Regions from separate parts of the Homo sapiens genome. Here region 2 is linked to region 1. Evidence: read pairs that join two places in POLR2A ChIA-PET (ENCODE). Cell type or tissue: Caco-2. All regions are shown on one strand.

The links. ChIA-PET counts read pairs that join two places held together with the same protein. Peaks named below come from ENCODE experiments on the same cell type or tissue, not always from the same donor. Only the 100,000 strongest peaks of a DNase experiment are listed, where the experiment ranks them.
Region 2: POLR2A ChIA-PET joins it to region 1 with 5 read pairs; 3 of 35 experiments call an interaction of 5 or more read pairs at or near these places.

The regions. Positions count from the first base shown.
Region 1 is chr10:33,382,581-33,390,580 of GRCh38, reverse strand. No RefSeq gene overlaps it. Among named protein-coding and RNA genes, the nearest start is that of NRP1, 52 kb to the right of the region's middle. In Caco-2, no CTCF peak of the experiment used is centred here; a DNase peak (open chromatin) is centred at 3,420.
Region 2 is chr10:33,456,497-33,464,496 of GRCh38, reverse strand. No RefSeq gene overlaps it. Among named protein-coding and RNA genes, the nearest start is that of NRP1, 130 kb to the right of the region's middle. In Caco-2, no CTCF peak of the experiment used is centred here; no DNase peak of the experiment used is centred here.

The DNA of each region.
Region 1 (8,000 bases):
GTGGGTGTTACAGGGCAGTTTTCTGCCTGTTTACCACCTTTCTCTTTTAATAATATCTCATGTAGAGTAAACAGCACCAGAGAAGGAAATGAACTGTGCATTTTTTCCATTTTTCTCCTACCTTGCCCATGCATTTATGCAGGTTTAATTGGCAAGATAATAAACGTGATGATTTTCTGGGAGGAGAGCTCGTGACGGTGTAAATATGACTCTCCAGTGTCTTCACACACACTGGAGGCACCATTCTAGCTCCCCAATCTCACACCCTTGTGAAGTTGCCCCCAGCTGTTCATGCTGGAAAAACCAAGGCTATCCATGAGTTTACTCTGCAGTGAGTCAGCTCAATTCAGACAATGGAAGATTGGAAGGAAGGACTTCATATTTGGCTTTTGTGCTCCTCCCTCGAAAGAAAGCAAATAGTAGCCCTGTCTCCAGATTCTGTGCCTGTCCCACAATCCTGTCTCCCTTTTTCTGCCTCATCCAGGTCACTGCCAAGCCCAAGCTCTCAGAACGCAAAGTAGAGGTGCCATGAACACAGGGGGTTGGCTCAGACCAGCAGTGGAGCAGAGCACTCACTCCACAAGGGCTTGGAACCCTAACATTGCTTTTCCCACTGCCTCTTGGGTTCCCAGCCAGGGTTCCTGCATCCTGGCCTGGTAGGGCCAAATCGCTGATTTTCTTTTTTTGACTTTTCTTTATTTATTTTGAGACAGAGTCTGGCTCTGTCACCCAGGCTGGAGTGCAGTGATGCAATCTCGAACTCCTGGGCTCAAGTCATCCTCCTGCCTCAGCCTCCTGAGTAGCTGGGACTACAGATGCATGTCACCCCACACCTGGCCAATTTTTTTTTGTATAGATGGGGTCCCAAACTCCTGAGCTCAAGCAATCCTCCTGCCTCAGCCTCCAAAAGCCATAGGATTACAGGCGTGATCCATTGTGCAGGGCCTGATTTTCTTCTGTTGCCTGGCACCTGTCCCATCTCCTGCTTCAGGAAGCTCTCTCACTTCCTTTCCATGAAGAAGCCCAGAAGAGGCTACTGGAGGTTCACCCTAATTCAGCATCTTCTCCCAAACTGCTGCAGTGCAGTGTGGTAACTACACCCATGGCTCTGCAAAGAATTTCCTTGCCAGGTGTAGCAGTGTTAACTTTCATTTGCAGACAATCATAATGGAAGGCTGTTTGGTAAAGTGGCATTTGCGAGGACTATCTAGCTATGACATCTCAGCTTTCTGGCCATGTGGGTGTCCCCCTCTCTCTGACTCCAGCCCAACAAGCCAAAAAGAACAATCTTCCTATTACCAATTCTTCCATCAAAGCTGACTGGATTAACAGCCGACTGGACAAATATTCAGGCTTTGGCCATAATAGGCTTTCCCTCTGACTTAAGTTGTCTTCTAAAACATGTTACCTAGGTTGAACATTATAAATGAGATTTCTACTCATTCAGAATGAGCTGCCCTGCCTGCCTGGCCACCAAGGATTCAGTCAGAGGTTCTCTCCATCAACGTCAGAAGGTCTTGGAGATGTTCTTTGGCTGTTTCCAATGTCATTCCAAACAGCACTCCTTCGGCACTGTAATAGAGACCAGATTTGGTATTCAACGGCACAAAGACTTCCTTTTCTTTCTTGCCAACTTGAGGCATCTCTATAGCTGCAAAGGACAAGAAGATTCAGTAACTGCCAAGACTAAGTGAATGAATCCCCAAAAGCCGTAGTAAAAATTATGAAGGAAATAACAGGCCAAGAACATCCAGTGCAGAAACAATGGTCATTTTAAATCTAAATGTCACAGCTTTTATGTTACAAAAGAAACAAGCAAATTAATAGAGACATGAGCCCCAAAGAAATTAGTTTGGAATTTAGAAAGAAAGTGTGACAAATAAACTTAAAGATTTTAATGAAAATTGACATTTTTATCTAAAGCACAGTCTTGCATTTCATCAAACTTCTCCTTAGAAGATCATAAAATGCTCCATTATGAATATAGTGGAAACTTGATGAACTATTGTTCTTGGCTTGTTTGCAAGAAAGCAATAAAGTTGCCTTTTCTTGGCTGTTATCTAGATTGTTGTCATTATCCGTGACATTGCATGAACCTGTATTATCTTTAATTTTGTTTTTGCAAACTGATAGTCATAAAAAAATCTCCTCTTTTCCACTTAGTGAATTACTTTATTTTCAATCTTTCCTTGGATATGATCTAAGCTCTGGGGGAAAAGGCACTGAGAAACTCTTAGAAGCTTGACAAGGACCAGGGGTGGAAGTCAGTGAGAGAGGCATGAAAAAACCCTGGTCATAAATATACAGAAAGCATGTTTTGCAATTGTGTGATCACCTTTATCGCTCAAAATCTGCCGTAATATAAATGCTAGTTATGAATGATAGAATTCCAAATTGGTGGACAGTTGAGTGGGCACTTCTCTTTCTCTGGTCACCCAGCCATGCCTAGGAAACTGAAGAAGCCCACATACTCAACTATTGGATCCAACTGATGTTTGATGGCTGGGCTGTCATATGAAGAGAAGGGTTTCAGCCAGAGTGGCTAAATTGGCTCTCATTAAGACAGCAAAGCTGAGCATGATGGTTCATTCCCGGATTTCCAGCACTTTGGGAGGGCCAGGCAGGAGACTTGCTTGAGGCCAGGAGCTCGAGACCAGCCTGGGCAATGTAGTGAGACCCATCTCTACAAAACTAAATAAAATCAGCTGAGTGCGGTAGCACATGCCTGTAGTCCCAGCTACTCGGGAGGCTGAGGCGAGAGGATCACTTAAGCCTAAGAGATGGAGACTGTAGTGAGCTATGATCATGCCACTGCACTCCACCCTGGGTGACAGAGAGAGATCCTGTTTTAAATAATTTAAAATTTAGATTAGAAAAATAAATAAAAGAAAGCCAGGTGCGGTGGCTCACGCCTGTAATCCCAGCACTTTGTGAGGCTGAGGTGGGCGGATCACGAGGTCAGGAGATCGAGACCATCCTGGCTAACACGGTGAAACCTTGTCTCTACTAAAAATACAAAACATTAGCCAGGCTTGGTGGTGGGCACGTGTAGTCCCAGCTACTCGGGAGGCTGAGGCAGGAGAATGGTGTGAATTCGGGAGGTGGAGCTTGCAGTGAGCCGAGATCACGCCACTGCACTCCAGCCTGGGTGACAGAGCAAGACTCCGTCTCAAAAAAAAAAAAAAAGAAAAGAAAGAAAAAGAAAAAGAAATAAAAGAAAAAAGAAAAAGTTGGTAATGTAGGGAATGAAACCAACCACTCAGTGTTTTAATACTGGCCTCAGAGTGGCAAGGCCAGGCCAGCCACCCCAGAGCCTTGCCTCACTGCCTGCTGCTTGGGGGATGTCAGTCTCAGAATTAGGTGGAGCTCATAGTGGCAACAAAAGAAGTTAACAAAAACATGTCAAGAATTCTCATCTCTTGCAAGATTAGATGATAGCTGCAAAGCAAGCAAAAGGGGAAAGCTTCAAGTTTGTCAGCCAAAAGCATGCTGATGGAGTAGGAATGTGGAAAGCTTAACAAAGATAAGGCAAGAAAAAAAAAAAAAAAAAAAGACCAGGGTGGTGTTGCCTAACAAGGAAAGAGACAGGAACAAGAATGTGGGAAAATATACTAACGCACGTATTGAGTGGCCTGAGCCCTCCAGGCCCCTCCAGGTTGAAGAGCACTGTTCCCCCATCCCATCCCATCTTCCCTCTGCCTGTCAGGAACCTTAGTTGAGACTTTAAAACATCTACAATAAAACCGAGAGACCCACAGTGGAAAAGTTCCACCTGCAAACAAGACCCCCACCCCTTCATGCCAAGAAAGGGAGTGGTAGGAACCTAGAAATTAAGATGAGGCTGGGCACAGTGGATTACGCCTGTAATCCCAGCACTTTGGGAGGCCGAGACGGGAGGATCACCTGAGGTCAGGAGTTCGAGAGAACCCTGGCCAACATGGCGAAACCCCGTCTCTACTAAAAATACAAAAATTAGCTGGGTGTGGTGGCGGGCACTTGTAATCCCAGCTACTCAGGAGGCTGAGGCAGGAGAATCACTTAAACCAGGGAGGCGGAGGTTGCAGTGAGCTGAGATCGCACCACTGCGCTCCAGCCTGGGCAACAAGAGTGAAACTCCGTCTAAAAATAAAATAAAATAAAAATGAAAAAAGAAAGAAATTGAGATGAGAACTGAGAGTGGGGAGGGGATTTTATCTGAAATAGACCCTAGAGTGAAGATGGAAGTATCCCACAAATTATGCAATTTAGGTCTCATTTTACAAATCAAGAGAGAAGGGGTTTTGTTCAAGATCACAGAGTTACTGGTGGACTCCGAGTCTTCCGACTCCTTCTATGACATGGCATTAGCTCTCCGGGACTGAGATGCCTAAGGAATAATGAGGCTAATGGAATTAGATAACCCATAACCCGATTTCTCATTTCTCAATGAGATCAGGAAAGGAAATATGAAGTTAGGATGTGCGTGACAAGAAGACAGGGCAGTTTGGAGGAGACCAAAGGTAGACAGAGATTTGTGCTGATATCTGTCAGGGAAGTGACTTCTGTCCAGGCTCTGGAAGTCTGCGGAGGTGAGCAGGAAGAGCTGAGCATTCCAGGCAGGTGTGCAGGGGAGGACTCAAAGATCAACAACAGGAGGCAAGACCAACCTGTTTAAAAATGGGGCAAAGAAATGGGCTATGGACTCATCCTAGGTCAAAGACTCTTGCCTCTCCAGTTTTATAAGGTTCCTGCTGTGTAGAAACACAAAAGACTGCCTAAATTGCGGTTCACCCCAGAGAGAGACTGCCTCACAGGCACTGATAATGCTGTTCACAACAAATACTGGGTTTAGGCTTCTATGAATGAGGCTTTGAAAAGTCTAGGAGACTTCACCAGAATCACCAGTTAAACTAGGTTTAACTACTGAAAAGAATGGATGTATGTTATTAGTTGGGTTTCTGGATACAAAACAAAGCTAATTAGAGCTACTTTTCATCCAAAAAAAGGGCAAAAAGGAAATTCACTATGAGTATACAAGCTCCCTTATGGAACCCTCAGCTTTCAGCAAGGGATGGCAACTGCCAGAAGTCTCCACTTGCTCTGTCCGCTCTGGTCTGGAGACGGCTTTATTCCTCTCTCTCTGCCTTCTGGCTGTCTCTGCCCAGCCCTCCACACTGGGCAGGAGGCAGTCACTCCCAGGGTCCCCAAATCCGCAGGTCACAGAGCAGCTGTAAGCAGATTCCAAATGGCAGGTCCTCAGGCCTAGCACCAAATACCTGGAAAAAAGCAGGTGCTCCGTCCAGCTAGGATCTGGGGTCTAACTCTGGCCTAGATGACTATCTCCAGGGAATGTTGTGCTGCAGTGAGACGGAGATGCGGGTTGTGCAAACAGTTTTCAGAAGAGAGGCGGTGGTAGAGCCCTAGGGCATCTACTGTATATTCATTTATGGAATTGAAGGCTTCTGGAACTTAAGATGGACCTTGGAGAGCCTCCAAGCCAAATCAGCCATTTTGTAAAGAATGAATCTGAGGCTCCAAGAAGGGAAATGCTGGCCTGAGCTTATAAAACTTGTAAATTTCAGAGCAAGGATTATTTGGAAGTCTTCCTGTTCCACCATTCATTCGTTCACCTCAAAATGACCTATGACTTGTCACCTTGCTGAAAATATGACTGAGTTCCAACCAGACAGGATCTGCACCTTCTTGGAGTGTACAGATGTGGGGGAAAGATCCTACAAATACATATAAAATTATAACCTTGATTAATGCCAAGAAAGCCAATTCCCACTTTGTTGTTTAGTGTCATCAGGCAGGTCAAATGAGTAGGTCCCAGCACTGGGCACTAAGAAAAAAGAGAAATTGCATCTAAAATAAACATTGACATTTTCTAATTTTGTCCATCAACACAACTTATGTAGATACAGTATGCCATTTTAGTTTGAAAACATCCACAACTGTGGTACAGTCCTCAAAGTATGTGATTGTTCACTAGCTAACAGCATTTTATCAATACATATGATATGGTTTGGCTATGTCCTCACCCAAATCTCATCTTGAATTGTAGCTCCCATAATTCCCACGTGTTGTGGGAGGGACCCAGTGGGAGATAATTGAATCATGGGGGTGGTTTCCCCCATACTGTTTTCACAATGGTGAATAAGTCTCATGAGATCCGATAGTTTCATAAAGGGAAACCCCTTTCACTTGGCTCTCATTTCTCTCTCTTGCCTGCTGCCACGTAAATTGCATTTTGCCTTCTGCCATGATTGTGAGGCCTTTCTAGCCACATGGAACTGTGAGTCCATTAAACCTCTTTTTCCTTATAAATTACCCAGTCTTGGGTATGTCTTTATCAGCAGCATAAAAATGAACTAATACAACATACATCTTTATTTTGTTTAATTGGCATTGGCTGAACATTTGAAAACAGTGGAGATACAATGTCAATTCAAAACATACTGACTTTTTCAAAGATTTTCACAGTGCAACCATCCTTGCGACTTCTTTTTCAGACATTTGTGATTCCTCAACCAAGATGTTGTCATCAAAAATGTAAAAGCCTATGAAAAATTAAAATGACTTTGGTTTGGCTAAGGCCTTCAGCTGGAAAAATATCATCACATGTCTTCACTTCTCTTGCATGTATGGAATTGTATATTTTGGAGATCTTTCTTTTCTTCTTTTTGACTAAAACTATGTCAATTTCAAAGGCTCCAGCTGCCTTTCTTCTGAAGGAAGTACTCCTGATTTTTGTGTGTCATTGTTCTCTTCTGTTATAATGTGGCTCCTTCTCTAAACCAGAGGCATTCCTCATCTTTTCTTCCATTCCATGAAACACAAACTAAACTGGAAAAAAAAAGTCCAAAATAGCATCCTCCTATTTTGGCAGTTTTATATGATTATAACATGCTAGAAATGTCACTATAATTATAGCAACAAATTATTTCAACAATCCTCACAAGTGATGCTATTTATAGACAATCAGAAATGTATATAGAGGATGAATCCACCCTAGCAGAAAAACCTGCTAATGGTTGTCTTGAGCCTGGGGCTGGGGCCACCTGGCACTGCGTGATTAAATGCGAAAACAAGGGTTTCCATGAGTCTTCATTCAAACACAGAACATGAGAAATGAAATAAATAAAGAAGGACATTTAAATGATTATAGCTTGGCATTTACTCTGCATTCCTAATGTGTTAGATACTATGTATAAAAAATTACAATCACGGCTTAACTGTCTTTCAAGATTTACAAGTGATTGTCATATCAGAGAGAGCAGCAGGTTCAGAAGAGGTGACTGTTAGGAGAGCAATGTTTAGGTCAGGGGAATAAATTAGGATATGTACATATCCCTTATCTGTGATCATTTGTAGACTATTAAGGCTGGGAAAATTACCATTAGTTGTTACATACCATGCTCACTTTCTTCATTTCATCTTGAGCAGAGGAAAAAGAGTTGGCTGGAATTGCTTGTTTGTTATTGGTTTTTCCATTTTTATTTTTAGCCTCTTTCTTTTTATGGTTTTTATATAGTTTTGCCTAACAAAGCTGTAAATTCAGGGATGAAATAAATTTCACAGTGACTCTTTAACCTCCACTGCTAGGATGCATTTGCAGAAACTTCAATTTAGCTCAGAGAATTCGGCTTGGGATGGATAGGGCTCAGAAAGGAGGGAAAATCATTTAACCAAAAGTAATCCCTCAGTAAATCAATTTGCTCCAAATTTCATCTATATTTTTTGCATACTGGTTAATGCTGCTGTCTCCCTGGGTCACTGAGTAGAGCTGACATCACTGTCATTCTGAGGGTAATGGGTCAGTAGTTTACCATCTCTGCCCAGGAGCCTGACCATGCCACTCTGGGACGCCTCCCAAGGATGTGTGAGCACCAGCTGCAGTAGCTGATAATGACAACCCTATGTTTGACTTTTTTTCGCTTACAAAAAAATATGTCCTAATTTCTTAACCTCTTTGTGAATGTCTGCCTTTGTGTCATTAAATGTTTACCTGCCATATTTTA
Region 2 (8,000 bases), 74 kb before region 1:
GGTCCATCTCCTCTTTCATTTTTCATTCCTGTCTCAGAGAAAGAGACAGTCACTCATTTTCCCAAGGCCAACTAACTCTCCTAGCAATCTTGACTTGACCCTTCTTATGAAGCCCAGTTGTATCAAGTATTCCTCTTCGTACGGCACTACTTCCCCATCTCATTAGTTCCTTCTCTTCTGCCTACATTCATGTTTAAGCCTGATTTGAAAGGCAGTGTGATGCTGCAGTCATATAGACCTTGATCTGAATCCTTTCTTTTATTTGACAGCTGTGTGTCATAAGACAAATCGCTAACCTCTCTGAGCTCCTTTTTCCTTCTTATAAAATGAGAACAATAATAGAATCTGTGCTTTAAGGGTTTTTTTTTTTAAAGATGAATGATTATGGATATATAGTATCTGCAATATTAGTAGGCATTTAATAAACACTAGCTATTGATATTTTTGCTATTATGTAATATATATTATATTACTAAAATATTATTATATTCATCTTCTTATAGACAAAAAGCTTCTTTAATGTAGGGGAGAATTTCTTCATTATTTTAGAGTATCTGTCATGCTTTTGTGTATGACATATCTTCATTAAATGTTTGTTGAGGCTGGGTACGATGGCTTACGCCTGTAATCCCAGCACTTTGAGAGGCCAAGGCTGGCAGATCACTTGAAGTCAGGATTTCGAGACCAGCCAGGTCAACATGGTGAAACCCCGTCTCTACCAAAAATTACAAAAATTAGCTGGGCATGGTGACATGCACCTTTAGTCCCAGCTACTTGGGTGGCTGAGTTGGGAGAATCGCTTGAACCTGGGAGGCGGAGGTTGCAGTGAGCTGATATTGTGCCACTCCAGCCTGCCTCAAAAAATAAAATAAAATAAAAATAATAAATAAATAAATATTAGTTGAGTAAATGTGGCCACTGATTTGTTACAGTTATTTAAGAAGTGTGAAAATTTGCTTAGGATGTCCAGAGATTTACCCATTTGTGCTTTTTGAAATTTGTTTAGTAATTAAGGAAGGCTTAACCTAATAGTGGTGATTTGCTAGCGTCCCAGAAGTTGTAGTGACTTAAGAAATTGTGGTCCTTAGTGTGTGGATAAAATTTATGACTTTTGGTGTTCACGGAAACTAAAAAAGTAGGAAAAATAAGATATTATTAGGAAAAGTAATCAGAGATTAATGCATACATAGAATTTTAAATTTTTTTCTCAAAAGAAAAATGAGACACAGCTTTTCATCATCTTGTGTTGAAAACCAGGGACCAGGCGCACCCAGTTGAATATCCTGCCAGCATTTCCTAGCGTGTGTTCCGAGTATGTTGTTACAGAAAGAAAACAAAGGAAGAGGTCCATGGCCAAATAGCTTTGGGAAATTTTGGTATAAACCAAGATAAGTAGGTTCTTTTACTGCAGGATTCTCATAATCTACCAATGTGCATCTTAAATATCCCATAGTGGGCATAACATATGATAACTTCCAAATTCAGTTGACCAAGAAGCATTTTTTTTGCAGAGCGCGTCTCAGTATTACCACCAAATGTGATCTACTTCTAGCCTCTTTATTTCATAGAGGCAGAAATCAAGCTCCAGAAAATTAAAATCATTTGCCAAAGATTGCTTAGTAGTAGAGCAAAAAGAACCTAGATGTTCTTATCCTTATCTAAAATTAGTCTTTCTGTTTATTTTTGCTTTCTTGGAGAGATAATAAAATTCACATAATAATTATATCTTTTTTTCATATATTTTCCAAGCAACCTTACACTAAAAATATCACAACTAACTTTTGAGAATTAAACACATTAATAATGAAATGACTTCCCCATAAAATTGGGAGTACAATTATTTCTAAGGCTCTGTTAGAAAATTACTAGCTTTTTTTAAACTAAAATTTCCCAAAGAAATTTTTTTGATATTTTACTCATTCATTTTTTATAATTAGGCATAAAATGAGTCACAGTATATTCATAATTTAACAGATCTTTCTGGGTATTTCCAAATAAAATTAGTATTTCTGGGAGTTATAGATAAGAAGTCAGTCATATGTGACATAAATCTCTTTTTAAAAATAATTAGGTTTGCAACATGATATATAGAATTTCTCAACATCTGATAGAAAAGAATAATTAAAAATGTATAAGAAATATAAAAATCTGTTGTCAATGTAATGAAGCTAAAACAGCGTAAAGTGAAATTATCGTACCTCAGTCACTGAAAGACTATTTCTCTAGCTGTAAGGTTTTCAAATTTTTAACTGAGAGTGGCTAATGCTACCATCTTCTTGTTAGGTTCAAAAAAAACAAAACAAAGCCAAAGCAAACAAAAATATAAAGATAGTATAGGTTCTGTGTCCAAAATTACCTTTTTTTTTAAAAAAAAGTCATTGTATGTTGTTATTGTTGATGCTGTAAATGCATTGAAAATGGGCCACTGAAGCAGATGATAAGTATTTTCACAAGTTCACGCTTCTCCATGCATAGCAACGAATGACTAGAAAACCATACAGGAAAACAGTCAAGTGATAAATGCTACTTGTGCATTTGCTATTGCAACAAGAAGTGAACTTTTATTACCTTTTTCTATTTTTATTATGGGATACCATTTTCATCCTCATAGTTAGGAGAGCATAGGTTACCTTTCCAAGCAATTTCATGCTAATGACCACAACGTGGGAAGGCAAGGGCCTACCCTGTGACACTGTGCAGACAAAGTGAAAGCTCAGTTCCTCCAAAAATCTTCATTCTTTTCTAGGAAGTTGTACTATTATTGGCTAAATGAGGAATGACCAGATAACAAAGCTAAAGAATCTCTCTTAAGATTTAAAACAAACATTTGACAATAGAAGTTTTTATATCTGTTCCATTGGCTAGAAAAATATATAGACATTGTAGGATTTCCAAGAGGGTTCAGAATTGATATTTGTTCAGACTCCTTTTTTTTTTTTCTCTTGGGACAGGGTCTCACTCTGTCAGCCAGGCTGGAAGGCAATGGCACACTCATAGGTCACTGTAGCCTCAAATTCCTGTGCTCAAGTGTCTCAGCCTCTGGAATAGCTTGGACTCCAAGTGCATGCCACCATGCCCAGTTGATTTTTTTTTTTCTTTTTGTAGAGACGAGGTCTTGCTATGTTGCCCAGGCTGGTCTCCAACTTCTGATCTCAGGCAGTCCTCCCACTTTGGCCTCTCAAAGTGCTAGGATTGCAAGCGTGGGCCACCACACCCCACCAAGAGACTTTTTAAAACAAATGTGCCAGAAAATGTGTCTCTAAAAATAGAACTCGAGATCTGAGGCATGAGAAGTTTATGAGCCTTGTAATTCAATATACTGGCCACTGACTTCAACAATTTCCTTCATCTATATTTAAGGTCACCTTCCAAATGTGTGACCTGATGCCACGTGGATTATTTCACTGGGGTAAGCCTGTTTGACCTGTTAGTAAATTTCCCAATGAATTAAACACAGTTAGACAACTTAGGTCTTACACCTCTCACCATATGCAGTTACTGTGGCATCCAGTATCCTGTATGGTCACAATAAATACTTGTTAATTGGGTGATTGATAAGCTTCTGACCTCATCCATTAGCCCCAACCCTAAGCTTCTCTCAATTTTCAGGGCAACTTCTAAACTCTGCATAGTCTCCATACTTAGCATTCATCTGATGTCTCTTCATTCCATTCTGTCATTTCAGATACTGCCTTAGCATAATGTCTAAGTACTGAAGAGTTTTTTTTTTATTTTAATTTTTTTAACAACTTAGAAGGGAGATTGAGAGTCATAAGTACACCGCCAGCCCTGGAACGTTTGCCTAGTGACCTAACTTCATGGGAATTCGCCAGGCCTGCTCTGTGGAAGAAATCCAGGCCTGTTCCTTGGGTCCTCATGGGTTATTCAGCTGACACTCCACACTGCCAGGCTCTTCACATTGTTGTGACCTTCAAGGGACTCTCTCCTGCTAACACTGCTCTACTCTAATTCTGCTATCCAAAACAAATGATAAGAAATGAAGTTGTAATCATTTACAGGGCTTATACGAATTTATACAATGCAAAGATCTTACCTTTGCATTGCTATTTCTTACACTGAATTATGACATGCGTTTGTTTCTTATTACTCTAGACTTCTAGGCATGTATTCTGAGTGATTCCAGACATTTCTTAGTGCCATTTATCCAGTATATTATCAAGACCTGTTCACTAAGCGACAAGTTCCTTATCGCCCAACATGGACCTTCGTGTAACTTATTTCTCTCTTTTCCCATTAGCTCCTTCTAAAGGCAGACCTAAAGTTATTTTAGACATCACAGTCAATTTGACTTGGTGGTGTATTGATCTGACATTCTCTTCAGTAAACCAACACCAAAATATTGTATGCTGGTACATTCAGAATTGTATTTTAATTCTGTTCTGTCTACAGGCTTATAACCTTTCTGAAAGAACACTTTGTCTCTGTTTTTTTTTTTCTTTTTCTTCTTCATCTGCAAGTACCGCAATGGCCTTTGGCCAAAAGCAGTGAAGTTGTGACTTTCTAACTCCTATATAGCCTGCTCAGGGACATTAATGAAAGGAAAGTAAACCTACTCTATTATCCCAAATGGCTTTTCAAATAATTAGAAGATTTTAATCATCATGTCCAGCTGATGCTTTCAGGATCCCCACAGGCATCCCAGCATTTTCGAGGTGAGTACAATGGCACGATGATTCAGGAGAGAAGACCTTGTACTCACCACAAATGACCTTCAATTCGTGCAAATACTGAAAGTGTCCCGGGGCATGCCATGATTAAAATGGATTGCTTGGCATCAGTGTTTTGCAGTTTTGGAGTTGAACACCATCTCGCATTGCTATCTTTAAGAACAGAAGTGAATCAAATTTTTAAAGAGGCAGATTTTTTTTTTTTAATTTTACAAAGTTAGATTTTTGGCATTTTGATTGTTTCCATGCTGGCTCCAAATTCAGTGAGTCACCTGTGACTGATTTTCTATATAGAAAGTGATGAAAATACATGCCAAGACACCAGAGATCTTCAGAAGGGTAAAGGTACAATGTTAAAATGGCCTCAAAATGAATATGAATCAAAGGCCTTCAAGAATACGAAGTCTTAACTAGCAGCTACACTGCTGTCTTAGTCTGTATTGCGCTGCTATAACAGAATACCACAGACTGGGCAATTTATAGAGGACAATGATTTACTTCCTATGATTCTGGAGGCTGGGGCGTCCAAGATTAAGGGGCCAGCATCTGGTGAGGGATGTGTTGCTGCATCATCCCATGGTGGAAAGAGGAAAGGCAAGAGAGCAAAAGCAAGAGGGGGCTGAACTTGCTTTTTTATTTTTTTATTTTTATTTTCGAGACAGGGTCTCACTCTGTTGCCCAGGCAGGAGTGCAGTGGCATGATCATAGCTCACTGCAGCCTTGAACTCCTGTACTCAAGGAGTCCTCCCACCTCAGCTTCCCAAGTAGCTGGGACTACAAGTGTGCGTTACCATGCCTGGCTAAATTTCTGATTTTTTTTTTTTTTTTAGAGAGGGGGATTGTGCTATGTCACCCAGGTTGGTCTCAAACTTCTGGCTTCAAGAAATTCTCTCACCTTGGCCTCCCAAAGAGCTGGGATTATAGGTGTGAGCCACCACACCCAGCCCAAACTTGCCTTCATAACAAACTCACTTAAGAAAATGAACCCATGCCCAAGATTAATCCATTAATCCATTTCTCTAATCACCTCTTAAAGGTCTCACCTCCCAACACTGTTGCATTGGGGACTGAGTTCCCAACACATGAACTTTTGGGGATGCATTCAAATGATAGCAACTACTACAAGTTTATCTTCTGTAGTGTAATCAATAATACATACACATTTAAATGTACGGTTATCACAGTATTCTTTATAATACCGAAATTTTAAAACAAATATCCAGCAATAGGGAAATAGCTAAACCATGGAATACACCATAACTATAAAGCATTTTGTAGAAAAATCATGTTTATTGACTGTCACAATATTTTACTCAAAATAAAAAAGCAGGTTATAAAATGACTTCTGTCGAACACTTCCAACCAACTTGACCTGATGAACATTTCTTGAACTCCATCATTCCTAGAAACTCACTCACCAATTACAGAATACACATTTTTAAGTGCACAGAATATGTTCACCAAAATAAGTCATGTGCTGGGCCATAAAATAAATCTCAATAAATTTCAATGCAAATTGAAATCTTGCAAAATAATTAAATACATAAAAGTTTAAAAAACTGCTTCTATCAAGAGTTTTTTTAAAGAAAAAGCAACATAGTAACATGGTTGATGTGTCAATGATGGTATTAAAATTGCATCTGCATTTTCTAATTGCTCTACAGGAAAAGTGTTGTATTTTTACAATAAAAAGGAAAGGAGAAAAAACTAGGCATTAAAATCATATTAAAATATTTTCTCCTCTTTCTTTTGAGGAAGGCTTGAAAGGGGAGTGTAGCACAGTTGCCACAAAGGTGAACAGAAATACTCTGATCAGCCTGTTGCATCGAATAGGAGGGAATGGGGAAGGAAGTGCTGCTTCCAGGTGAAAACTGGAGCAAGTGAGCAACCTCTTAATGTTCACACAGAGAGATCACACTTGCACGTACGTGTTCACATCCAGCCACACAGGGTGGGACGTGCCCGGATTGAAGGAGAATGGGGAAGAGCTGGCCAGCTCTGAATACCATCAGCAGGCTCATTTTCAAGATGTTGGCTTCTAGAAGAATTTCTAAAAGGAATATCAATGCCCCATCTCTCAAGAAGATAGACACACTACAACATAGACACATATACACACCACACACATACACTACACATGCACATACATGCTACACACATAAACTACTCACACACACACTACACACACACACGTAGACACATACGCACACTACACACACATATACATACTATGCACAAACACACCTACATACTGCACACACTACACATACACACACGACACACACTACACACACACTATACACATGCACACACACCACACATACACATACTATGCATATACACGCTACACACATGCACACACACCACATATATACACACTATATACACACCATATATAAATATATATATATTTACACACATACACACTATACACATGCACACATGCATACTACATACACATACTACACCCACACTATACACATACAGGATGCACACATACAGACACTACAAACATACACACATATACACACTACAGACATCTACATATACTATACACACCACACACACACACACACGCACACACTACAGACACACACAAAGAGGTGATGGCACCTCAATAGAGAAAATGGAGACCATGAGATTGGCACTTTACCAGCTTGCCTCTGTGCCTGTTCTTTTGTGCTTTTCTCCTGTACAAAAGGAGGATAGTCTCCTCCTCCTGAAGACTGGTCCCTTCACTCTGCTGTCATGGCAGGAACCCTGTTCTTTAGAATTTCAGCCATTGAACAATATAAGTAAACTGCCTGGGACTGGTGAACGAGCCAAGTACCTGTAGACATTTTTGCATCCAGAAAAAAGAATATTAAATTCAAAATGTGAATAATGAAAATCACATGTAATAATAGAGTACATATAAAATGTAATATTATGTCAGCATTGTAAACATAGTATCCATAAATGTCTTACTACATTTGAAAACAATTTATTAGTTGGATGTTCTCAGTTTTCCCAAATTCCCAAGTATGTGCGTTGATTACTGATAAGTCATATTGAATTATAAATTGTGAGTTATTCACAGCCAACTAATTTTGCAAACAAAATTATAAAAACCCTTTTAATTTTTTTGTTGTAAAACATGTAGTTGATGTGAACTCGGTATGCATTTTAATATTTAACCTGAGGTCAAGGACACCCTCTAAAATTACAAGTGCTGGAGGTACAAGTCCTGCTTCCTTCATAAATGATGCGCTCTCCATCCTGAACTCTTTCTCTTCTCTCTTCCTTGCCTTCTCTGTAAGCAGTTAAATGTTT